Regions from separate parts of the Homo sapiens genome. Here region 2 is linked to region 1. A link is an interaction called in ENCODE POLR2A ChIA-PET data of the cell type or tissue named here. Cell type or tissue: HepG2. All regions are shown on one strand. Each heading gives the region's core, and the rest is flanking DNA. Links, peaks and the distances in the headings are about the cores only.

Region 1 (12,289 bases), core at 4,290-12,289:
TAGTAAGAAACCAGCACTGCCTGGGTTACCAGTGAAATAAATTTGGTCTCATGAGCTTTTTGGACACCAGTCTACAAAAGCCTTTTGTCATTTACCCATGCAGTGTAGAGCAATACAAAGTTTTAAGGAAACAAGCACTGGAAATAACAGAGCTAAGCTGTTTGTCAGCTCCATGGTGAGGCTTTTGTTCTTTAGGGAACAGAACGAGGCTATGAAGAAGTATTGGAATAATGGGTGCAAGCAGCAGAGATCTGGTCTGCCAACACTTACCACTTACATGCTTTTGTGATCACGAAGTTTGAATAGCTGTAAGAACCATCAGGATAATGGCTTTAAGCACTAGTTTCTGCTACAGACTGATAAAGTTACATTTGGGAGAAAACTCTACTTATAAATGAAGGCTCAAGTGTAATGTGCTTTTTCTGAAAATCATAAGGCAGCTGGACGGAACATAATAGAATTTTTTTTTTTTTTGAGACGGAGTCTCTTGCTCTGTCACCCAGGCTGGAGTGCAGTGGCACCATCTCGGCTCACTGCAACCTTCCACCTCCCAGGTTCAAGTGATTCTCCTGCCTCAACTTCCCGAGTAGCTGAGACTACAGGCGCCCGCCACCATGTTGGCTAATTTTTGTATTTTTAGTAGAGACGGGGTTTCACCATGTTGACCAGGCTGGTCTCGAACTCCTGGCCTCAAATGAGCTGCCTGCCTTGGCTTCCCAAAGTGCTCTGATTACAGGCATGAGCCATTGCGCCTGGTCAACAATAGAATTTGAAACTGTCTGGAGCACTAATATATTCATTTTATTTTGAGACAAGGTCTCACTCTGTCACCCAGGCTGGAGTGCAAAGGGGCCATCTTGGCTTACTGCAACCTCCACTAAAGCGATTCTCCTGTCTCACTCTCCTGAATAGCTGGGATTATAGCTGCGTGCCACCGTTCCCTGCTAATTTTTGTATTTTTTGTAGAGGCAGGGTTTCGCCACGTTGCCTGGGCTGGTCTCAAACTCCTGAACTAAGGTGATCCGCCCGCATTGGCCTCCCAAAATGCTGAGATTACAGGCGTGAGCCACCACACCCAGCCAAGCACTAATATATTCAGATTTTAAATACTGAGGTTAACATAAGCCTGAATATCTGTTTCAGATCTTAAGGATATATGTATCGACAAAAATCTTAGGGAAATTTCATCTTGGTACATATGTTTGACATCGGAGAATGACTAACTCAAAATGTGATCTTGATTGGTTTTATTAAAACTTGAGCTTGGTGTCCTTGAGAACTTCATCTTTTTTTTTTTTTAGACAGAGTCTCGCTCTGTTGCCAGGCTGGAGTGCAGTGGTGAAATCTTGGCTCCCTGCAACCTCCGCCTGTCGGGTTCAAGTGATTCTCCTGCCTCAACCTCCCAAGTAGCTGGGACTACAGACGCGCGCCACCACGCCCAGCTAATTTTTATAGTTTTAGTAGAGACGAGACGGGGTTGGCCAGAATGGTCTCGATCGCCTGATCTCATGATCCTCCCGCTTTGGCCTCCCAAAATGCTGGGATTACAGGTGCGAGCCAACGCATCCAGCGAGGACTTCATAATTTTTTAAAAAATGAACAAAGGCCCTGTTTACATGCCCTTTTTGTTCATTAGGAATGGGAATTTTTTAAAAGGTGCTTTTGCCTAGCACATCTGAGAAAAGGTTACATCTTAGTTCCAAGTCATTTTCTCCCCAAGGTGCCATCACACTTTTGACTCTCTGTGGGGAGACCATTTCGGTTGACAATTTGATGAATTCGTTATTTTCACAGGCCTTTCCCATCTTTTTGACTCCTATAACTACAGATACTGTAGCAGCCTCTGAATACCCTGAGTGTCCAAAATGTTGCCTTACAGATTTCATAGCTCATGGATGAGTAAGGAATATTATACCAAAAAATGGCTTTCTAAGTTTAGTATATTCGTTTTCTGCCCTGCCTTGTCGTTTCTGAAATCAGGTACATTGTGAAATGTCCTTTTCGCCTATAATAGATGGCAAATGTAAATATAGGCCTTCTTCAAAATGCCTCCTTAAAGATAACAATATATGCTGTGATTAGTTAACTTAGCTTTTGAAGGTGAAACTAAAGGTACTCTGAGTTTAAAATATTTTTCCAGGGCAGGTGCTGTGGCTCATACCTGTAATCCCAGCACTTTGGGAGGCCGAGACAGGTGGATCACTTGAGGTCAGGAGTTTGAGACCAGCCTGGCCAACATGGCGAAACCCATCTCTACTAAAAACACAAAATTAGCCAGGTGTGATGGCATGCACCTGTAGTCCCAGCTACAGGCTGGGAGGGTGAGGCAGGAGAATCACATGAACCCGGAGGCGGAGGTTGCAGTGAGCCAAGATTGTGCCACTGCCTTCCAACCTGGGTGAGAAGAGCGAAACTCAGTCTCAAAAAAATAAAATAAAATAATGTTTTTCCAATCGGGTGTAAATTTCGTTCCCATATACATGTCTGGCATTTTAATTGAGAGACTTAATAAATCTTCAGGACTTCGATTATTTTAAAATAAGTCACTGTGACACAGAAAGAAACAAAGTATGTCTCATTGGACATACTTAAGCTAATGAAGTAAAATGCCGGTTGGTAGACCTTCCTTTATATCCTTTCGGTACACAAACAGAAAATGGCATAGGCATGCTACATCAGATACGTACCCTTGCTTGACTGGAAATGCATGCTTTTGTCAGATGCTGGGTGACAACTCTAGTGCAAAAACAGATACAAGAAAAACAGAAGACAAGTATGTAAAATGGTCACTGCTGAATAAAACCCATTGCATTGTTTAGTATACCAATCAATTGACGCTTAATCAGTTTGGCCCAGGAGGTCATTTGAGATCAGAGTGCTTTAGTTTTTGTGGTATATTAGGAAGATTATATCTTGTAGTTTAAATGATTTAGGATCAATTATCTGTGGGCATACAATTGGAAAATTAGCACATTTTCCAATTGCATGCCCAGTTTGAAACCATTTTTGAGTGGCTTATGTAAACATGTAGTTGGAGCCATTTTTAAAAATCTTTTAAATCAGGAAATAAACATATAGCACTTACTATGTGTCAAGTGTAGTTCTAACCCAGTTTATAGACTGGGTCAGGGGGAGGGGGATGGGACTGAGGCACAGAAAGCTTCACTGACCCAAGATTGCATGGCCAATACATGGCAGACTAGCGATTCAAATGCAGGTAGTGGTTCCAGAGTTCACGCTCTTAAGCACTATGCTTTGCTCCCTCAGATTAGTTGCTATTCTGATTTGAAGTCAGGGTAATAACACCATTTTCGATGTATTAGCTACGTAATTTGCAGAATCTTTACAAAAGTGTTAATGAGAGGGGTCTAGTGGAAGGCTATTAACCATGCTCAGAATATGCCATGATGATATTTTGAGTGAGACTTTATATTTCTATTGGTCATAAACTGAACTCATAGGCAATAAGGAAATGTTTTTAGAAATCATTGTTATATCATTGCTCTAGTTTTTTGTTTTTTTTTTTTTTTTTTTTTTTTTTTTTTTTTTGAGATGGAGTCTTGCTCTGTTGCCCAGGCTGGAGTGCAGTTGCACAATCTTGGCTTACTGCAACCTCTACCTCCCATGCAACCTCCATCTCCCAGGTTCAAGCGATTCTCCTGTCTCAGCCTCCTGAGTAGCTGGGATTACAGGTGCACACCACCACACCCAGCTAATTTTTGTATTTTTAGTAGAGACAGGGTTTCACTATATTGGCCAGGCTGGTCTCGAACTCCTGACCTCAGGTCATCTGCCCACCTCGGCCTCCCAAAGTACTGGGATTACAGGCGTGAGCCACCACACCTAGCAATGCTCTAGTTTTTTTGGTTTTCATAATTCAGTCATATAAATTACATCTCTTTTCAGAACTACTGGATGATTCCCTGACTACATTTAGTGGTCGGTTACAAGTAAAGTTGTAACCGTTAACCTCCTGTTGCTATTTTCACAACCATTCCTTGTCTGTGCTTATTGATAAACACTCTAAAGAAAGGCCAAGGCCGGGCGCGGTGGCTCACGCCTGTAATCCCAGCACTTTGGGAGGCCGAGGTGGGCGGATCACGAGGTCAGGAGATCGAGACCATCCTGGCTAATACAGTGAAACCCCGTCTCTACTAAAAATACAAAAAATTAGCCGGGTGTGGTGGCGGGCGCCTGTAGTCCCAGCTACTCGGGAGGCTGAGGCAGGAGAATGGTGTGAACCAGGCACTGCACTCTAGCCTGGGCGACAGAGCAAGACTCCATCTCAAAAAAAAAAAAAAAAAAGGCTCAGGAGAATTTCTGTAGTTTCTATGTGGATTAAATCCTGTTATACTAAATACTGTTTACATTGTTGGGTTAGTTGGCATTTGATTGAAGCAAATATTGCTGACCCCTTAGTTGAGCTTTAGGTGGTTTAGATTGGGCTGAAAGTCTTATTAATGGAATTTGACTCGTAAGTATTAATAGTAAAACCTACATTAACCATTTCTCAGTATTTGAAGTTTTAAGATTTTATGTCTTAGAGGACTTGGTTTGTATATATAGTCTGTTAGTGAGAACTTTGAGATCATCTCACAATTAGGCAAACCTTAGACGAAAACATTTAATCAACAGGCAGTCCCTGTCTAGTTGTCTAGTGGCTAACTGAAACTACAGGTCTAAATTCCTTGCTGAATTGTATGAAGTCATTTGATTCAGATGGCTCAGTTTATTCATCTGCAAAATGAGTACAGTGATACCAATATGCTTCCCTGAGGAGCTATGAGAACTAATCATTTGCTATTAAGAGTTGTCAGTCAACTAATAGAACATGTGTCCATAGGGGCTCACAGTATTTAGAAGCCATAAAGTCCAGAATTCTAGCCATGTTCGCTGCCCTTTAAAATGAGGAAAGTAAATGAAGATTATAACTGCCTTATGTGAACATGTTGCTGTCAGTTATTTGCGTCAACAGAAAATTGAAATTCTACAGTAATATTCTAAAAGCTCATGTTTCATAAAATAAGTATAATTATTTTCATAAGAATAAGTATCACGGAGTTTGTATTTCTAGTTTTGAAGCACTGAAGGCAACTAGTGCATTCTTTTTCATACAGTTGGCAAGTTGATTAAAACTCAGTATACTAGTTGACATTTCCTTTTGGGAGCAGCCATAAGTGTTTGCTAAGTTAAAATGTCCTTGCTGTTGTGAAAAATATTGACATAGTTGTTCTTATTTAAACAATATTGCCTGAGGAATAGTAGTTAAAATGTAGCTTGGTGGTGGATACGTCACATGGATAATGGTGCTAGCTTTATTTTAGTGCAGGTAGAAAAGAAGAGGAGGTTCGCTTTACCAAAGGGAAAAACATAGAGGACTTGGAAGGAAAAACACATTCCGTCTGGCATTATGAGTACTTACTTCACTGATAAAATATGACCAGTGTGCAGTACAGAGAACAGGTGTAAAATATTTTTAGACAAACTTTGGCATATACCGTAGGTCGCATCCCTTCTGCCTATACACTTTTCAAGTGTTTCAAAAATAATTGTGGAAAAACCACATTGACAAAATGAGCTAGACATTGATTTCATGTGGGGTTTGTTTTGTTTTGTTTTGTTTTGTTTTTTGCACTGAATGTTAAACATAAACTTCCTTCCTGGCCATCAGGTTGCAGCTATTTTTAAACTCTGATTCTCCACATGCCCTTCTATAGCTTTTGAGGTCTTTTTTTCCTCTTTCTTAGTGCTAGTGAGAAAGCTGGAAAATTATGTTGCACACTCTTTTGGAGTGTGAAGACTGACTTAAAACGATTTTGTGCTTCCTTTAGGCCAGAAAGAAAGAGTGTCAAGAATGGACGTGGCATCAGTCTAGCTTGTTTTCTAGCAAATGGTGAGTATAAGTAAATGACTTCTGTATATTGATAGAAAGGAATGCTATCAGTATCATATCAGTATGATTTAAGAAATGGAATTACTGGCCGGGTGTGGTGGCTCATGCCTGTAATCCCAGCACTTTGGGAGGCTGAGGCAGGCGGATCATGAAGTCAGGAGTTTGAGACCAGCCTGACCAATAGGTGAAACCCCGTCTCTACTGAAAATACAAAAATTAGCAGGGCATGGCAGCACGTGCCTGTAATCTCAGGTACTGGGGAGGATGAGGCAGGAGAATCACTGGAATCCAGGAGGCGGGTCGCAGTGAGCCGAGATCGCACCACTGCACTCCAGCCTGAGCGACAGAGGAAGACTCCATCTCAAAAAAAAAAAAAGAAAAAGAAAGAAATGGAATCATCCTACCCTGCAAATATTGTACACTTTAGTACAGTATCCAGACACCTTGTGACACAGGTTCAGTAGTTTCCAGGCATAGGAACATCTTTTTCTGTTTTGCACTAAATGCAGGTATTCCTTTCAGATGGCTTTCCCTTGCCACCCCTCCACTAGCCATCAATGCATTTCTTTTTCCTTTTTTTTTTTTTTTGGAGGGGGAACGGAGTCTCACTCTGTCACCCAGGCTGGAGTGCAGTGGCGCAATCTCGGTTCACTGCAACTTCCGCCTCCCGGGTTCCAGCAATTCTCCTGCCTCATACTCCTGAGTAGCTGAGATTACAGGCACGTGCCACCACGCCCTGCTAATTTTTGTATTTTTAGTAGAGACGGGGTTTCACCATATTGGTTAAGCTGGTCTCGAACTCCTGACCTCGTGATCTGCCCGCCTTGGCCTCCCAAAATGCTGGGATTACAGGCGTGAGCCACTGCGCTCGGCCCCATCGATGCATTTTTAGTAAGGATGAAGGTTGAATTTTGTTTTGTTTTGTAATGACAATGCCTATTCTTTCTTCACTCTGATTATCCAGATCTGCCTACTGCCCTCAAATCTCTTTTCCCAAAAAGAACTCTCCTAGTTTTGCAAACTACCTGCCATTCTAAAGTTTTGTGGAGCCCTGGTGACTTACTTTATTCTAATTTCTTTTTATTTCCAGAAAACATGATAGGAATCTCTTAAACCATTTTAATACAAGGTTTAAGATAGCTGCAATCTTTGCAGTCAACCTTTCTAGAAACTAAGGTGTCACCAGAGGCTCTTTAACTAAAGACTTTGAGAACAAACAGTTTTCACACAGCTATAAAAGATTTTTACCTGGGGAAATTCTTCTTTGTGAATCTTGAAAAAGGCTGGAAGAAAGGAAGGAAACTTTTTTTTGGTAACTTAGAAAGAAGATTCTTGTTTATTTTCTGAACCACTAAAGTTCAAAGAACTTTTTGGGTTCTGTGTAAAAGGAATAGAGAGATGGAGGTGAGAGCTTATCTCCCCAGGAGCATCTGCCAAAGGAGAAGGGTCTGGCAGCCGGCAAGGGACCAGGGTGTTATGTCTTCTATCTGCCTTTGCTTCCAGGGCCTGGGAAAGGTGGAAAGGACAGTAAAGGAGAGAGCTTATGCATACACTGCCTGACAACTTGCCCTGGAGATCAGTTTCCTCGGAAGGAGGCTTTGCAGAAGTTCTGACACCGCCATTTCCCAAAGATTGTGCGCGTGTTTTTTTCCCAGATTTTCAAGGAGGATGGGGAACTGCTCCTACGTAAAGCACTGCCTATTTGAAGGATGATTTTTATACTATCACAAAGTCTTATGGAATCCAGAGGGAATGACCAACCCCAAAAGCTCAGTAGTAATAATGGCAACCCTTATATGAATTTACTATGTGCTAGATACTGCCCCATTTAAATTCAGTTCAACTTCATAACAACCCTCTGAAGGTTGTACTGTTTCTCCCATTTACAGATATATAAGTGGAGGCAGAGAGCTTGCAACAGTCACAGCCAGCGGAGCTAGGATTTGAACTGTGGGATTCTGTTTCCAAAGTCCATGATCCTTAACCATTACACTATCCTGCTCCCTTGGTTGACCTCAACCGGTCGATTTTATAAAAAGAGCCCCACCTGATTATTTAGAAGTCATCTAAGCTGCACTTTGTGCCCAGTCCCCCTCTCCTGCAAACCTCACTTGTGATTGTTTGCTCAGCAATCCCAAACTTATTTTGCTATCAGCCTTTGCCAGGCACAATTAGGAAAGGGAAATCGGTTGCAAAAACACAATGGAGTAAGATATGAGTTTGAGGGCTACGTGCTAGCTTTACTTACTTACATTGCGACTGCTCTCTGGATGATTAGATTTGTTGAGAAGCAACTATAGGCACTTCACATACTGAAGTCTTGGGTCCTGAGCTTTACTAGTACTTGTGATAGCAAAAGGGTGATGTTGACTCAAGTGGCTGCCCTGGGCTCAGATTCCATTCTTGTCCCTAAATTCTTTCTCAAACAAGGTGAGATATGATTAAAAACAGCTCCTGTATTCATCCACTCAACACATTTATTAAGCATCTCCTGCGTTAGGAACTGGCAGTGATATATACAATCCTTCGGAACCTCTAAAGGAGCTTACATTCTAGCAAACGATAACACACACGCCCAAATAATCATAATACACAGGAAAATGTAGGGGTATGAACAAAAAAGGGTGAGACTGTGCCTATCTTAGGGATGCTAGATCTGGGGGGAGATATCCAGCTATGAAGAATGGGTACAATGTCCACTGGAAGCACCCGGGGAAGCCTGGGCTCCCTCAAATTCCCAGCTCCAGTGGAGGAACAGGCAGTTGAGAGGAAAACCTTGGTCCTGGTGTGTGTGTGTGTGTGTGTGTGTGTGTGTGTGTGTGTGTGTTCTTCATCAGATGTAGCCACAGTAGGAAGAATGTGTGCTGCTAACCCTTGGGGAAAAAGGCAGAGGAAATCAGAAATAGAAGCTCTGCTGCCAGCCCATCTCTCCTGGGAGAACCTGCCTTTGAATTTGAACATTTTAACTTATTTTTTCACTGTTTCAAGCTTTGTACAGAAACATTATGAAAGAGAAATAGTTTAAAACTTCTTTATTCATCAAACCCAGGAGTGAGATGGGGAGGACCAGTAAGAAGTCCAAGGAAAGAAAAGGTGGGACTGAGAGGGGCGTCAGGCTGTGTCAGAGGGATGTCGAATTCCTTCCTTTTAAGACAGTTTCAGTTTCATGCTTAATCTAGAAACTTCCTCAGGCTAGAAGCTCCCTCTAGGGGTCATCTCATTTGTTTTCCTACCTTTAGTGACAAAGCCTCTTTTGGTTTTGTGATGTCAGGGCTCACAGCAGGTACTACCCCTCCAGAAGTTGGTGTTGGTGGAAAGTGCGTGTTCATTGCACAAACTCAGACACCCCCAGGTCACTCCCAGTTGCCACTCCCATCGCCACACCCTACCCCTGGCCAAGGCAACAAGTCTGTGGAGCTCTGCAGTTTCCTTTTCCAGTTTGGCTTTTTGGGTGCTTGTAATATCTTCCGGTTTGAACATAAATCAAAGAATGAGGCTTTGAAGGGAAAGCTTTGTATAAATTTCAGCCAGAAATTAACATTCCCAAATAACTTTTCGCCTGGGTCACTTCCCCGGGCAATGCCCTTCCCCAGGCTTCCCTAAGTTCTCTTGGTGGCTGAGCACTCTGTCATCCACTGAAAATACCACCACAAGCTGGCCAAACTCCTTCATGTGACCTGGGACTGTTCAGAGAGCATCACTATTCTGTACAGAGTGTGGATCCTGCTTTGGCACAGAAGACACCAGCGTCTGATCCTTGTCTCACACTCACTTGACCAGCGGGGACACATGTTTAGGCCCCACAATTTCCCCTGCAGATGTAAGAATGCTCTAGAGTGGTGTAGGGGGCTTCATTCAGCCTCCAAATAACATTACTCCTCGTGATCCTCTATGAGAAAGAACGTGGGCTTTGGGGTCAGACTTTTTTTTTTCCTTTTTTTTTTTTTTCTGAGACAGAGTCTTGCTCTATCACCCAGGCCGGAGTGCAGTGGCGCAATATCGGCTCACTGCAACCTCTGCTTCCTGAGTTGAAGGGATTCTCCTACCTCAGCCTCCTGAGTAGCTGGGATTACAGGTGCCCAGCCCCAAGCCCGGCTAATTTTTTTGTATTTTTAGTAGAGACGGGGTTTCACCATATTGGCCAGGCTGGTCTCAAACTTCAGACCTCAGGTGATCCGCTGCCTCGGCCTCCCAAAATGCTGGGATTACAGGTGTGAGCCACCACGCCTGGCCTGGGGTCAGACTTTGAATCAAATCTCAAACTCAACCTTAAATAGCAGTGCACTGTTAAAACGATTCCACCTCAGATTTCCTAACTGTAAAAGGGTTCCAAATTCTACTTGTTAGGGTTGGTGTGATGAGCATGTAAGATAAATAAAGCATTCAGCATAATCCTCTTCCCTACATAGAATAACCTGCACTCTCTTTACTCTGTGGTGAGAGAGGGCTCAAATCCTCCACCTCTCCCCGCACGGCTTAGCCTCAAGGGCATGTGCTCAGCCTATTTAGGGGAGGTCAGCTGGCTATAAACGTGCCTTTTCATGAGAATCCTAGGAAGTAAAACTTCCTGGTATATTAGCAGGGAGAAGGGAGGACACAAAAATGAGACGAAACCAGACTTGACTGTTCTTGAATCTGTGGTGGAAAATATCACACATGCGGTTAAGTACGTGGCCTTTGGAGTCATATAGACACGCCTAGGTTTGGTTCCCTGCTTGGCCAGGGACTTTGGGAAAATTATTCAATCTCCCTGAGCCTCAGTTTCATTATCTCTGAAATGGACAGGTTATTAAATGGAGGTGAAAAATATACACATCACAGGGTTGTAAATATTTAATGAGATAATGCATGTTGAACACATATTAAGTGCTGTAAGCTATTAGTAATGGAAATTATTAACCCTACCAAAAGGGCATCTAATTGGTAAAGGGTGCCCACCTTCTATGAGGTCTGGGACAGGGATGGGTTACCATCCGTGTAAGTCTCACTAAAGCTGTGTTCTAGTCATCCATAAACACCAGCTTCAGCGCTTATTAGGGTCACAGGGTAAAATTGCTGGTTGTAATGATTGTGAGGATTGCTTTGAGTCTGTTATTGATCATACCAGGGTCCTAAGGCTGTTTCCCCTTTTATTCTGTTGCCCCTTGTGGTACATTGAGATGGAGAGTGGCACTTGAAATAAGGGGTCATTGAGAGCTTAGTTCTGTGCCCCGAGGTGTTGGAGCTGGGAATGAAGGGTTCAGAAATATTCTTAGGGCCTCCATGGAGGTCTCAGAGGTTCCTCATCTCTAACCAAATTACTACACTTTATCTTTTCTTCCTGGGCCTCCAACTGCACAACCCCGAGTGTGTGCGTATGTGTGTATGCATCTCCCCATCCCTCTTCTTTTTCCTCTCATTCCTGCCCTCCTGCTCTCCCCCTCTCTTCTCCAGCTACCCTCCTCCTGGACTCTTTCCTTATCAGCAAAGGAGACTGCATCTGTTCTCACTTTGCTCTGGGAGAGGGGCCTGTTCTCCCCTCCTGGTTCTTGCTCCAATCATTGGCAGGGACGTGCAACAGCAATTATCCCCAACAAACTGAAGCAATGAGGCCCAGGACCAACTACCCTGGAGAGGCACTATGGCTACCATTATTATTCTGTTGTATAGATGATAATACTAAGGCACAGAGAAGTTAACTACTCAAAGTCACAAAGCCAGTATTTGAACCTATGCTCTGCCATGACTGTGACCTTTTCTCACTGCCGGCCCACCCTGGATAGCAAGGAGATTTGGGGACCTTGCGGCCTAAAATATCTGGCCCCTTATTTACTTATCTATTTATTTATTGCTTAATATGTTGATTGTCTTTATCTGAAAAATCCTCATAGAAAATTGTTGTCTGGGGCCGGGCGTGGTGTCCCACGCCTGTAATTTCAGCACTTTGGGAGGCTAAGGCAGGCGGATCAACTGAGGCCAGGCATTCAAGACCAGTCTGGCCAACATGGTGAAACCCTGTCTCTACTAAAAATACAAAAATTAGCCTGGTGTGGTGGGGTTTGCCTGTAATCCCAGCTACTGGGGAGGCTGAGGCAGGAGAATTGCTTGAACCCGGGAGGTGGAGGTTGCCCTGAGCCAAGATCGCACCACTGAACTCTAGCCTGGGTGACAGAACAAGACTCTATCTCAAAAAAAAAAAAAAGAAAGAAAGAAAATTGTTGTTTGGTTTAGCCCTCAGCAGTCTGCTCCTCTGCTCTTGTAAGAGAGGGCTCAGAGAAAACAAGCTTGCCTTCTTTTGAGCTACCCAATCTTTCTTCTGGGCAAGGGACATTTGGGGACGGTTCTATCTCCTCTTTTTAGCTTCTTTCTCGGGCTTCTTCTCATGGACTGGTGATATGGTTGGCATCTGTGTCCCCA
Region 2 (12,513 bases), core at 480-8,479, 52 kb before region 1:
AGCCTTGGCACAGGGACTCTGATCAGGGGAGGGAAAGCAGTGAGAGAGCATAGCTTCCCAGAGAGCTCTGAAGGGGTCGGGGGACCAAAGGGGAAAGAAAATCACAAGCTCTCTTTGGGACTACCTGTAGGGTGAGCCAGGTTTCATGAGCAAGGAAAACCTCCACTTCATTTCCAGTCTCTCCATAAAGCCTGATGTTCCTCCTTTTGTGTTCCTCTGGGTTATAACAGGGTTAAACCCTATATTCCAGCCCGCAGCACAGGAAGGGGTCAGCCAGCAGGAGGTAACCCCTGGTGGAAAGGGAACAGAGAAGCTGCAAACACTGTCCAAAACAAACTTCTGCCACCTTACCACGTTGCCCTGGGCCTGCCCTATTTGCCGTCACCAGCAGAGGACAAAGAAAGGTTATGTGCAAAGGTACTTTGTGTTCCCGCGGCAGGGGGCCAGCGGGGAACTCTCGTCACCTGGTTGTGCTAGGGATTCCAGGGCATGCTCTAAACCACAGAGGAGGGCGGCCTCTGAATGGGGCCACGACAAAACAGGCCTGGGTGAAGCTGCTATTCGTCTGCTATGAGACCTGGAGGGGACTCAGTCCTCCAGCCTTGGATCACAGGACTCCCCAAGGCTACAAGGGCCATTGGGGGTGTCAGAGTCCTGGGACCCTGACCAGCTTCCCAGCCAGCCTCCAGGAGCGCCGTCATCCCTGCTGCAGAGAGAACACAGAGATTAAGAGTTATAGGCTTGGCTGGGCCAGATGCTATGGCTCACACATGTAATCCCAGTACTTTGGGAGGCAGAGGCAGGCAGATCACCTGAGGTCAGGAGTTTGAGACCAGCCTGGCCAACATGGTGAAGCTCCGTCTCTACTAAAATTATAAAAATTAGCCGGGCATGGTGGCACATACCTGTAGTCCAGCTGCTTGGGAAGCTGAGGCAGGAGAATCGCTTGAACTCAGGAGGCGGAGGTTGAAGTGAACAGAGATCATGCCACTGCACTCCAGCCTGGGCAACACAGCAAGACTCCGTCTTTAAAACAAAAACAAAAACAAAGAGTCACAGGCTTTAGAATCAGCCGCACTTGGGGTCAAGTTTCAACTCTGCCTCCTTCCAGCAGTGGGACCCAGGGCAAGCAATCAATTTCCTTTGAGCCTGAGTTTCCTCATCTGTGAAATGGGGCTAATCGTTGGGACTGTTTTGAAGACGCATGTCTTCTGACTCGTACACTGAGCACAGTGGCTGACTCAACTGTCAATGCCAGACATGCATAATGACAATATAAATGTAATGATAATTCCTTCCAGAAATACCTGTCGAGCACCTGTGACAGGCCAGGCACTGTGCAGGGTGCTCTTGAAGATATGAAGGTGAGTAAGACAAGTCCCACCCTGTCTGGAGGACATGCCCAAGAATGATTCTAACCAAACCTGAGAATGCTGAGTGATGGGAGGGAAGGCATGCAGAGGAGGTCAGCATAGGCATTCAGGGAAGCCTTCCTGGAGGAGGCAGCACTTGAGCTGGGCCTGGGCGGGTGGCTAGGACTGTGGATGTGGGGAGGAGAGGAAGGACATGCCTACATGAGGAAGGAAGTAGAGTGAAAGAGCTGTTCAAGTTTAGGGCACACAGAAGCTCCATGTGGCTGGAGTACAGTGCCCAGTGAGGACATGGGGGGTGGACAGCATGCCAGGTGGGACAGAGCGTCACTGTCCCCCAAATACACCATCTCCCTCTGCCTTGCTGGGTGACCTTGAGCTGGGTACTCTGTGTCTCTGAGTCTCATATCTCTCATTTGTGAAATTAAAGGTCTGGAGTGATTAGTGGTTCACCACCTTTCCCCCAAGAACTTTAGTTACTCCCTGTTTTTCTCCCCATTGTCTCGCATACATGTTGTGTCCTTGCATGAAGTCACTGAAGGTTTTGATCAAGGCTACGGATGATCAATCACAGGTGATGTGAAAAAGCCCCCTGGCTCCAGTGTGGTGATGGGTGGGAAGATGGGAGGCCCCCACCATGAGCCATGAGGGCCCTGGTGAGGACTGGGCTGAGGGAGGTGAAGGAGAAAACACCATTAGGAACTGGAGCTCTGGCCTAGAAGTCCTGACAGGGGCTGAGGGGAGTTAAGGGTCAGAAGGCAGAGCCTGGGTGATTGACGGTCAGATGTATAGGTTGGGGTTTCAGCCAGAGGGGCATCCCTCCCATCCCCAGAGGGAGAACAATGGGTTGGTTTAAACAAATTGAATTTGAGGCACCTCTAAGACATCATGGTAGACTGTCCAGTAGGGAATGGATTTTTTTTTCTTTTTTGAGACAGAGTCTCGCCCCAGGTTAGAGTGCAGTGGTGCAATCTCGGCTCACTGCAACCTCCGCCTCCCGGGTTCAAGTGATTCTCCTGCCTCAGCCTCCTGACTAACTGGGACTACAGGCGCATGCCACCATGCCCAGCTAATTTTTTTGTATTTTGTTTTTGTTTTTTAGTAGAGTTTTTTTTTTTTTTTTTTTTTTTAGTAGAGACAGGGTTTCACCACGTTGGCCAGGATGGTCTTGATCTCTTGACCTCATGGTCCACCCGCCTCAGCCTCCCAAAGCGCAGGGATAACAGGCGTGAGCCACTGTGCCCAGCCTTTTTTTTTTTTTTTTTGTTTTTTGAGACAGAGTCTCACTCTGTTGCCCAGGCTGGAGTGCAGTGGCGCAATCTTGGCTCACTGCAGCCTCTGCCTCCCAGGTTCCAGCTATTCTCCTGCCTCAGCCTCCCCAGTAGCTGGGATTACAGGTGCCTGCCACCATGCCTGGCTAATTTTTGTATTTTTAGTAGAGACGGGGTTTCACCATGTTGACCAGGCTGGTCTCAAACTCCTGGCCTCAGGTGATCCTCCTGCCTCGGCCTCCCAAAGTGCTGGGATTGCAGGTGTGAGCCACTGTGCCCCCCTGAACTCTTAACCAGTCTTTCTCATCCCTTGGAGAAATCCTAAAGTGCTCACAGAGGTGGTCCCTTCCCATTTCCACTGGCAGTAGCTCTGAATTCTGGTGTTCATTGTGGGCTGGGCGGGCAGAGGCAGAAGGGTTTGTGATGGGAGCAGGGTTTTCTGCCCCGGTCCTGCTGGCCCTTCTCTATTCTGTACTGGTCTTTGATGGGGGCCAGGCATTGGTAGGTGGGACTGATGATGGGCCTAATGATTGACTAGTGTATTCGCCAATGGAACACACGTGGGCCTCCTAACCCAGCAATACAAGGGGTCTGGAAGATCACCTGTTCCTGGCTCCCCACACCCCACCCCAGATCAGAAAAGAGCAGGGAGAAAGAGACCTGTTGCTGTTTTTTATCTTTATAAAATCCTAACAGAAAATAGAATATTTATCTGTGAGAAGGGTACACTGGCTTAACTAAAATGTCAAGTTTCATTGCTGGAATTATGAGGGACATGATAAATGTACATTTATTCAGTAATTACTCATTCAGGATTCTGTTTTGTATGAAACAAAACCAGGACATGCTGCTCAGAAGCTCTGATTAGTTTTGCTTCATACAAAATCAGCTCCTGGCCGGGCATGGTGGCTCATGCCTGTAATCCCAGCACTTTGGGAGGCCGAGGTAGGCAGATCACGAGGTCAGGAGTTTGAGACCAGCCTGGCCAACATGGGAAAACCCCATCTTTACTAAAAATACAAAAATTAGCCGGGCGTAGTGGCAGGTGCCTGTAATCCCAGCTACTTGGGAGGCTGAGGCAGGAGAATTGCTTGAACCTGGGAGGCAGAGGTGAGCCAAGATCGAGCCACTGCACTCCAGCCTGGGGGACAAGAGCGAGACTGTCTGGAAAAAAAAAATCAGCTCCTGAATTAATAATTATTGGATGAGTGTTACTTGATAGCCCTACATTTTAAGAACAGAGAGACAGAGAGAGAGAAAGAGTTTGTGAGTGTGTGTGTGTGTGGCGGGGGAAGAGGTACAGAGCTGAGGTAATAAAAAGGTAAAATGCTCTCATTTTACCAATGAGAAAACAGAAGTGTAGCGGGTAAGTGACCAGCTCAAGGTCACACAATGAGGCAAGGTCACACAGCAGGGAGGGCCAGACCCCAGACCCCAAACCTGGGCCCTCCCTGGTGCTCTTTGCTGCTATGGTTTTTGGGGGTGGAGTGTGTGAGGGAAGCTGAAGAGTTAACAATGAATTCTGTACCTTCAGGCCATGGCCAACAGCTGCCTGGGAGATAAGGGGAGGCGACCCCTGGGAACAAACAGCCTGTGGATTGGAGAGATTGAGCAAGGCTGGAAAAACAGGTGCAGGTGGCAACAGGGAAGGGGGTGGGGCAGGAGACAGAGCCAGAGGGAGCAGAGGAGGTTCCAGGGCTCCTGGGACCCCAGAGGGTCCCTGTTGCCAGAAGGCACTGGCTGGGCCAGAGTCCAGGGTGAGCAGAATCAGGTCCCAGGCTTCACCCTCTGCAAGCTTCTCTATGACCCCACAGGGGGTTAACTGGGCCTTGAATTGCAGAACCAGAAGGGGCTGAAGGGAGCACCCAGGCCTCAGCTGGCTCTGGTCTGAGACTCAGGTCAGAGGCAGAGGTGATGGCCACACCTGGGAGGCTGGGTTGCCCTTGGACAAAGCAGCGGCCGCAGCTGTTTAGGTTCTGCCACCCTCTCCCCTCCTCTGTCCCCAAAGGCTATCCAGCCCCCGCAGCAGTCAGTCCTTGGGTTTCACAGGCCCTGCCCTGGAGAGCTTTTCTTTAGAACCAGCCCCATCAGAAATCCCTCCCCCAGAGAATCACTGGGAGCTTAGGCTGCTGCGGGGAAAAGGGCACTGGGCTGAGAGGTGAAAGTCCGGGGCTCAGACCCTGTCCTGTCACAGATGCCCTGACCCTCTCTAGGGGCTGTTAAAACCATCCCCATTCAGGGTAAAGGTCCCCGGTGACACTCTGGGTTGGGGGAGCTGGGTGGGTGCCTGGGCGCTGCTCCCATCCCCCCACTCTGAGAGCTTGCTGTGTAGGCAGAGGCCCTGCCAGCCACAGGCTGCTGGGGCTGAGGCTGGGCTGGCTACGGGCTGGTCTCCTCCTCTTCCCCCAGCAGGGCTGTGGGGGCCTGCCCAGGCCCCCTGGTCCTGTGTTTGGGCAGCAAGCCAGCACCTGTGTGAGGGGTGGCCGGGCACCCTGCCCAGAGCTGAGGAGAAGCTGCCCCCTGGGGACTGGGCCCAGGCCTTCTTGTTCAGCCAGAAATTCCAGCCTTTTAAGGATCAAGAGCCAGAGAACGGCCTTTTCCAGGCTGCCAGCGAGCCGTTTTTCCAGCTTGGCAGTATCGCCAGTGCCTTGAGGGAGGCCTCTCTGCTTGCCCGCACCTCGTAGGCCAGGCTCTCGGGAAGGAATTATTTCTTAAGTCAACTTTGTTGAGGTCTAACTTACGCACAACAAAATGTGCCCATTTTAGGTGCACTGTTGTATGTTTGCATACCTACCACAATAACCAAAGTAGAGAACATTTCCGTTACCCTGAAAGGTTCCCTGTGGCCCCTTCTGAGTCAGTCATGCCCCTTCCCTGGCCCCAGGCAAGCACCAATCTGCTTTCTGTCATGACAGATCAGATTTGCATGTTTTGTATACGTTACCATACAGTTTCTACTCTACTCTTACCTCTGACTTTTCCCCCTCAGCCTAATGATTTCAAGATTCGTTCATATTGTTGCGTCTATCATAGTTCTTTCCTTGTTATTGCAGAGTAATATATTCCATTATATGGATATGTTATAGTTTGTGTAGCCATTCACCTGTGTTTGGACATCTGGGTTGTTTCCAGTTGGCAGCTATTATGAGTAAAGCAGTTATGAACATTTGTATATAAATCATCATGTGGATGCATGTGTTCATTTCTCTCGCATTAGTAACTAGAAGAGGGATTGCTGGGTCACATGGTAAGTGTATGTTTCACTTTTAAAGAAACCACCCAACTGTTTCCTAAAGTGGTTGTACCATTTTACAATGTATGGGTAGGACGGGATTTTGAATGCAGCCCTTCCCTCCCTGTTCCATATCCTGGCCTTTTCTCTTCCCCAGGGACTGAGCAGGGTTTGTTTGTTTTTTTGGTGTTGTTGTTGTTGTTTGTTTTTTTCGTAAGTTTGTGTGGTGCTTTGGTTGTGGGGGCGGTTCTTTGCTTCACCAGAAAACATTCTCCTGCCCCCTCAAAGTCCCTGCTCATGGATGAGGTTAAAGTGGCTATGCCGAGTAGAGAAGGGCTTAAGGATCTATTTATATGTGAGTTTAAGCAGATACAGTGTTGGCTAAAATGCTATAATTATTTTCCTTTTGTTAGCTCTTCCCATCCTGTGAGAGTGTTTTTGTTTTTGTTTTGTTTTTTTTTTGTTTGTTTGTTTTTTAGACGGAATCTCGCTCTGTGGCTTAGGCTGGAGTGCAGTGATGCGATCTCGGCTCACTGAAACCTCTGCCTCCCAGGTTCAAGCAATTCTCCTGTCTCAGCCTCCTGAGTGCCGGGTACATGCCACCACGCCCGGTTAATTTTTGTATTTTTAGTAGAGATGGGGTTTCACCATATTGGTCAGGCTGGTCTCGAACTCCTCAGGTGATTGACACACCTCAGCCTCCCAAAGTGCTGGGGTTACAGACGTGAGCCACGCGCCTGGCCAAGGGTGTTTTTAAACAGAGCTACTGCCATGCTGGCAGCCTCATCCTATTCCCCAGCCTGCTGCTCCCCGACCCCCATCAAAACCATTTCTTCTAGAGGCCAAGGCAGCTGAGAGTTTCTTTTCCTGAGTCGTCACTTTTCATTAGCACAGGCTGATAACTGGGGTAGGCACTGGAGCTGGAGAACTTTGTATTTTTGCTGTCAGTGTCCTACCCCTGCTCTCACCTCCCTGTCTGACCCATTGTTCCACCTTGCCATCAGTCACCAGAGAGCTCCGGGCTTCCGTAACTCAAAGGATGCAGCTGCCCAGAAAGAAAGGATTAAGCTTTCTTTTTGTATTCAGACACATTGCTAATTGCCAAGAAAGTACAGGCAGAAGAAAGGATCTACCCTTGGAGCAAGAGTTAAGGAAACCTAACAGCCTGGCACTGCACATCTGCTGAACTAGTCCTATTTCTACCCCTGTTTTAAAGTTTTTAGGGCTGGGCCAATAAATAACCTTTTTAGGATAAATTCAGATCTTCCCTGTAAGACTCTCGGGATATAATTTCTCTCACATTTCAGGATACCTAAGAAACCATTCTCCCCTGCTTGGGGAATACCACTACTCATGCCTGGAGCAGCTCACTTAGCTGGGTTCATCATGCTCCACCTTCTTCCTCTTCTTTTTTTTTTTTTTTTGAGACAGGGCCTCACTCTATCACCCAGGCTGGGGTGCAGTTGCAGCTGTGCTATCTCAGTGCACTGCAACCTCTGGCTCCCAGGTTCAAGTGATTCTCCTGGCTCAGCCTCCCAAGTAGCTGGGACTACAGGCATGCACCACCATACCCAGGTAATTTTTGCATTTTTAGTAGAGATGGGGTTTCACCATGTTGGCCAGGCTAGTCTCAAACTCCTGACCTCAAGTGATCCACCTGCTTCAGCCTCCCAAAGTGCTGGGATTACAAGGCATGAGCCACCACACCCGGCCATGTTCCACCTTCTTTAGAAGGCATTTGCTGGCAAGATACCGCCAGCCTCAGCATGTTTTAAACAGATGAAATTGCCCTGGACTATCAAAAGTTTGCCTGGGATGATAAGCCTGTGACATTGCCCCAGTCTGAGCTATCAAAACAATATTTAATCCTGGATTAAATATTGTTGTTACTGCTATTTATTTTATTCAAAGATTGAAAAATAGCTGTGAGGTGCTGAATTTGATACAGGCAGGAAGTCTTGTTAACTAACCCTTATTCCAAGTTGGCTTAAGCCAAACCTGTGCTGTCCAATATGGTAGCCACTAGCCAGATGTGGCTATTTGAATTTAAATTACTTAAGTTAAAATTCAATACCATGAATTTAGTTCCTTCACTGCAATAGTCATATTTGAAATGCTCAATCGCCACATGTTGTTAGTGGCTACCATATTGGACATGGCAGATATGGGACATTTCCATCGCCACGTAAAGTTTTATTGGAGAGTGTTGGTTTCAACACTTAGCCACATATACAGCAGCAGCTTTATCACATAGAACATTTAGAACCTTATCACCTAGAACATCTATATATGGGCCTTATCTGGGATAGACCTTAGAGAAAAAAAATTCAGAGATACGATCCCTGTCCAAAATGCATCTGCAAATCCAGAATGACACTGACACACAGGATTTAAGAGAGTAGAGGACCAATTTCAGACCAAGCAATGATGGACGTGTAAGGGCAAGAGAGAGACACAAATTCAAAGAGAAGGAAACTGCATGTGCAAAGGCAAGAGATGTGAGGGGCTGGCTGTTTGGGGTTGTCCTGGAGTGCTGTAACAAGGAGATATTTGTACTTTAGGATGGTTACTTTGGAGACAGTGAGAGGGCCATGGGAGACCAGGAGGACCAAGGAATAATCCAGAGGGAAACTGAGTTGTCCTTGAACTAAAGCCTGGGCAGTAGGGGTGGAGAGAAGCAGTCAGATCTGAGAGACCTTGGGTCCAGCCTGGATGGGGTAGGTGGGGAGGAGCATGCACTATACCTGGATGGTTCAAGGAAGAGCTGGGACATCTGGGATCAATTGAATGCTGTGGGCTCTAAATTAAAAAGGCTCCACCAGGAAATACCCCAAATGGCTGGTTTCTAGAAGATCAAGGTTGCCAACGCTGACTCCTTCCAAATCATGAAGTATGAGGTTCTGTGCGACTTCAGCCTTCCCTTTGAGTCAATGAGGCAACAAACCTATTGCTGGAAAATGGCGTCCTCCAGGGAGGGTGTCGTGGGGGGCCCCGGGCTCAGTATAGCACAGAATGCACAGCCCTTGGTTGTCCAAACTCTCCACTTGACTTTATTTATAACCCTAATTACACCCTCCAGGAAGAACAGTTGCTGATCAACCCAGTTACAAATTAAAGTTAATAAAATGAAGACAGCAATGAATGGCTGCTGCCCAAGCTGCCAAGGGCTCCGATCAACCCCAAAAGGAGACTGCGGTGCTCCCAGGACTCCAGCCACCAGTGTCCTCATTCACATGCTTGCCGTGGAACCCCCCCCTCCCCTCCCAGCTCGCCTCCCTCCCCTCAGTGGCTCAGTCCACCTGTTGTCATCTCCCATCAGGGATCATCAGGCTTCAGGTTCTCCAGGTTCAGAAACTCATGCCATACCCAGTTGGTCCCCAACCCAGCCTTCTCCCGCCACTACTGCCTCCCCAAGCGGTCACATCAGTTGTCGGTGCCACTGTGTGAAATGAAGCTGCTGTGAGCAGAGCTGTAAGAATCCAAGGACAGGAAACAGGGCCTTCACCTCTTTACTCCTCTCCAGCTCTCTTTTTTCTCTTTGCAGCTCCCTTTCTTATTCATTTCCTGTTATCTTTTTCTCTACCCATCTCCCTCACCCTGTGGCTGACCTTGTCCACATGCCCTGAATGTCCTGAGAGGGGCCCTGAATTCCACCGGTGTCCCAGATGGTCGAGCGGCACTGGCTGCTTCGTTCAGAAGCACGGGCAGCTTCAACGCAGCCTCCAGATTCTGCTGACCCTGTCCATTCCTTTTTCTTTCTAAAGAGAGGAAACTGGAGAGGGAGAGTGGGGGACAATCCTCTCCTCACAGGCCCTGCTCTCTGTGTACTTGGCCCCTCGCTCTACCTCCCTCCGTCTCCTGCAGCTTGCCTCCTGCAGAAACAATTACAGATAGTCAATCTTCATGCCTTGCAATCCACAGCACACCCAGATGAACTGATGCGGGTTATCTGGGAGGATGGAAAAGGATGTGATGACTGGGCCACTTCTCTGCAGCATGTAGAAACCAGTGCACTGGTTAGAGGGCTACTTCTGACCCTCTTTGCCAGCCCCTATAACCCGAGTACCATGCGCATACCAGCCATCAGAGAAAACAGCGAGTTCCCTGGGGTTTAGGATAATCATCCCTGGATATTCTGGCTTGTTCTTGTCTCATATCTGCCCAGCTTTAAACTCTTGGTTCTTGGTTGAGCACGGTGGCTCATGCCTCTGATCCCAGCACTCTGGGAGGCGGAGCTGGGAGGATCGCTTGAGCCCAGGAATTCAAGACCAGCCTGGGCAACGTAGGGAGACTCTGTCTCTACAAAAAAATTTAAAAACTAGCTGAGTGTGGTGGTGCACACCTGTAGTCCCAGCTACTTAGGAGGCTGAGGTGGGAAGATCGCTTGAGCCTGGGAATTTGAGGCTGCAGTGAGCTGCGATTGTACCACTGTGCTTAAACCTGGGCAACAGGGTGAGACCCTGTCTCTAAAAAAATAAAAATAAATTAAAAATAAACTCTTGGCTCTGTTCCCCCCACAGCCTTGATTAGGGGTTTCTATCCAGTTCTACCAGCATTTGGCTCTTGGATTTCCCAGATGGGCACTGACGTGGCTCACCCACTGGGAGGCCCAGTTTCTGCCCTGCCTTCATAGAAGCTGTGCCCTGGCTCCAGTTCTGCCGTCACCAAATGTCCACATCAGGCTCTTCCCCTGTGCCCTGGGGAAGCCAGAGTGGACCTCTTCAGTGAGGGGGTGGCAGAGTGACCAGAGGAACCAGTGCTGCCTCTAGGGCTGGCCATGCCAGCGAGGGTGAGATGTCAAGATGTCACCATCAGACTCTGACTCAGGGGGCGGCCCACACACTACTTTGCCTTGTAATCAGTGTGTTTACTTGTCTGCCTTGCCCATGAGGCTATGAGCTCTGTGAGAGCAGGCCTGTGTCTGAATCGCCGCTGTAGCCCCAGTACCTGAGGCAGGTTCCTGTGCTCTGACAAAGTGTCTGTTGAACAAATAGATGAACAAATGAGCCCTTCCTCCTTTATTCCCTGCCAAGGTTAATGTCCTCCCCATTCACACAGGCCCAGGTGAGAAGCTTTAGGGTCACTGAGTTTTATTGATTCTGCTTCTTAAAATACTTTGCCCACCAATTCCTTCCTTGGGGGACTATGTGTTTCTTAGCTAATTCTAACTGTCTTTTATTTATTTATTTATTTATTTATTTATTTATTTATTTATTTTTGAGATAGGCTCTTGCTCTGTCACCCAGGCTGGAATTCACTGGTGTGATCATGGCTCACTGTAACCTCGACCTCCCAGGCGTAAGCGATCCTCCCATCTCAGCCTCCTGAGTAGCTGGGACCACAGGCATGCACCACCATACCAGGTTAACTTTTTTTTTTTAGAGATGGGGTCTCACTATGTTGCCCAGTCTGGTCTCAAATTCCTGGACCCCAGCGATCCTCCTGCCTTGGCCTTCCCAGGTGTTGGGATTACAGGTGTGAGCCTCCAACTGCCTTTTGATTGATTTTCTGGTTTCCTTTTTAAACTCTCACCTACCTGTCCATCTTCCCCATTGCTCATAAGTATAACACAAATGTAATCATGCTGCTCCTCTGTTTAAATATCTCCAGTAAGTCTTCCTTTCTCACCAACTAATGTACAGTTCCTTTAGCCCCTCCATGATTTGGCCCAACCTGCTTTTCCAGGCTTCTTCCTGCTGCTTCCCCTGTGGACCCTGGGAGCCAATCACTCAGAAATTCTCACTGTTCTTCAAGTAAGTTACTCTTCTTCCACCTCCACATTTTACATGTTTTATCCTCTTCGCAAAGGTTACTCTGTGCAACAAACCCCACCCTTGTCAGCCTACTGAACTCCTACTTATCCTTTAGGATCCAGCTAAAATGTCACCCCCTCTGATCCTCTGAAGTCATCAGCTAGCAGTCCAGCAGTCCAACTTTTTTTTTTTTTTTTTTTTGAGATGGAGTCTCACTCTGTCACCCAGGCTGGAGTGCAGTGGTGCAATCTCGGCTCACTGCAACCTCTGCCTCCCAGGTTCAAGCGATTCTCCTGCCTCAGCCTCCTGAGTAGCTAGGACTACAGGTGTGTGCTACCATACCCAGCTAATTTTTTGTATTTTTATTAGAGATGGGGTTTCACCATGTTGGCCAGGCTGGTCTCGAACTCATGACCTCAAGAAATCTGCCCTCCTCAGCCTCCCAAAGTGCTGGGATTACAGGTGTGAGCCACCACACCCGGCCCAACATTTCTTTCTTATACCTCTTATCACCTTGTATGTGTCCCCAGCACCAAGTACCGAAGTTCCTTGTTCCATGTCTCTCTCACATGAGCAATTAGGCTCCATGAGGGCGGGGCCTGTGTCATCTACCCTAAGCTGGCTGAGAGCCCTGTGCATGGAGGGACAGGCAATATACCATAGGCTCCGTGGCCTTGGGCAAGTTACTTGCCTTCTCTGTCTCAGTTTGCTCATCTATAGACTGTCTTAACAATAGTTCCTGCCTGAGGGTTGTTGAGGATTAAATGAGTTACTATTCATAAGGCAGGTAGAGCAGTGCCTCTCACATACTAAGCCCTCAATAAACGTTAGCTACTGTTATTATCTGTGATTATTAACTCCTCTGTAAATGTTTTTGAGTGAATGAG

What was found. Peaks named below come from ENCODE experiments on the same cell type or tissue, not always from the same donor. Only the 100,000 strongest peaks of a DNase experiment are listed, where the experiment ranks them.
Region 2: POLR2A ChIA-PET joins it to region 1 with 33 read pairs; 33 of 35 experiments call an interaction of 5 or more read pairs at or near these places.

The regions. Positions count from the first base shown.
Region 1 is chr17:50,849,085-50,861,373 of GRCh38, reverse strand. It overlaps the pseudogene RPL5P33. Among named protein-coding and RNA genes, the nearest start is that of TOB1, 11 kb to the left of the region's middle. In HepG2, for the core only: a CTCF peak has its summit at 9,099 (motif pointing left); DNase peaks (open chromatin) are centred at 5,233, 7,923 and 9,103; H3K4me3 peaks cover 2,614 bases; H3K27me3 peaks cover 839 bases.
Region 2 is chr17:50,897,349-50,909,861 of GRCh38, reverse strand. No RefSeq gene overlaps it. Among named protein-coding and RNA genes, the nearest start is that of TOB1-AS1, 37 kb to the right of the region's middle. RefSeq lists enhancers at 1-120, 121-1,031 and a silencer at 300-594. In HepG2, for the core only: a CTCF peak has its summit at 5,164 (motif pointing left); DNase peaks (open chromatin) are centred at 4,231, 4,781 and 5,468; H3K4me3 peaks cover 2,136 bases.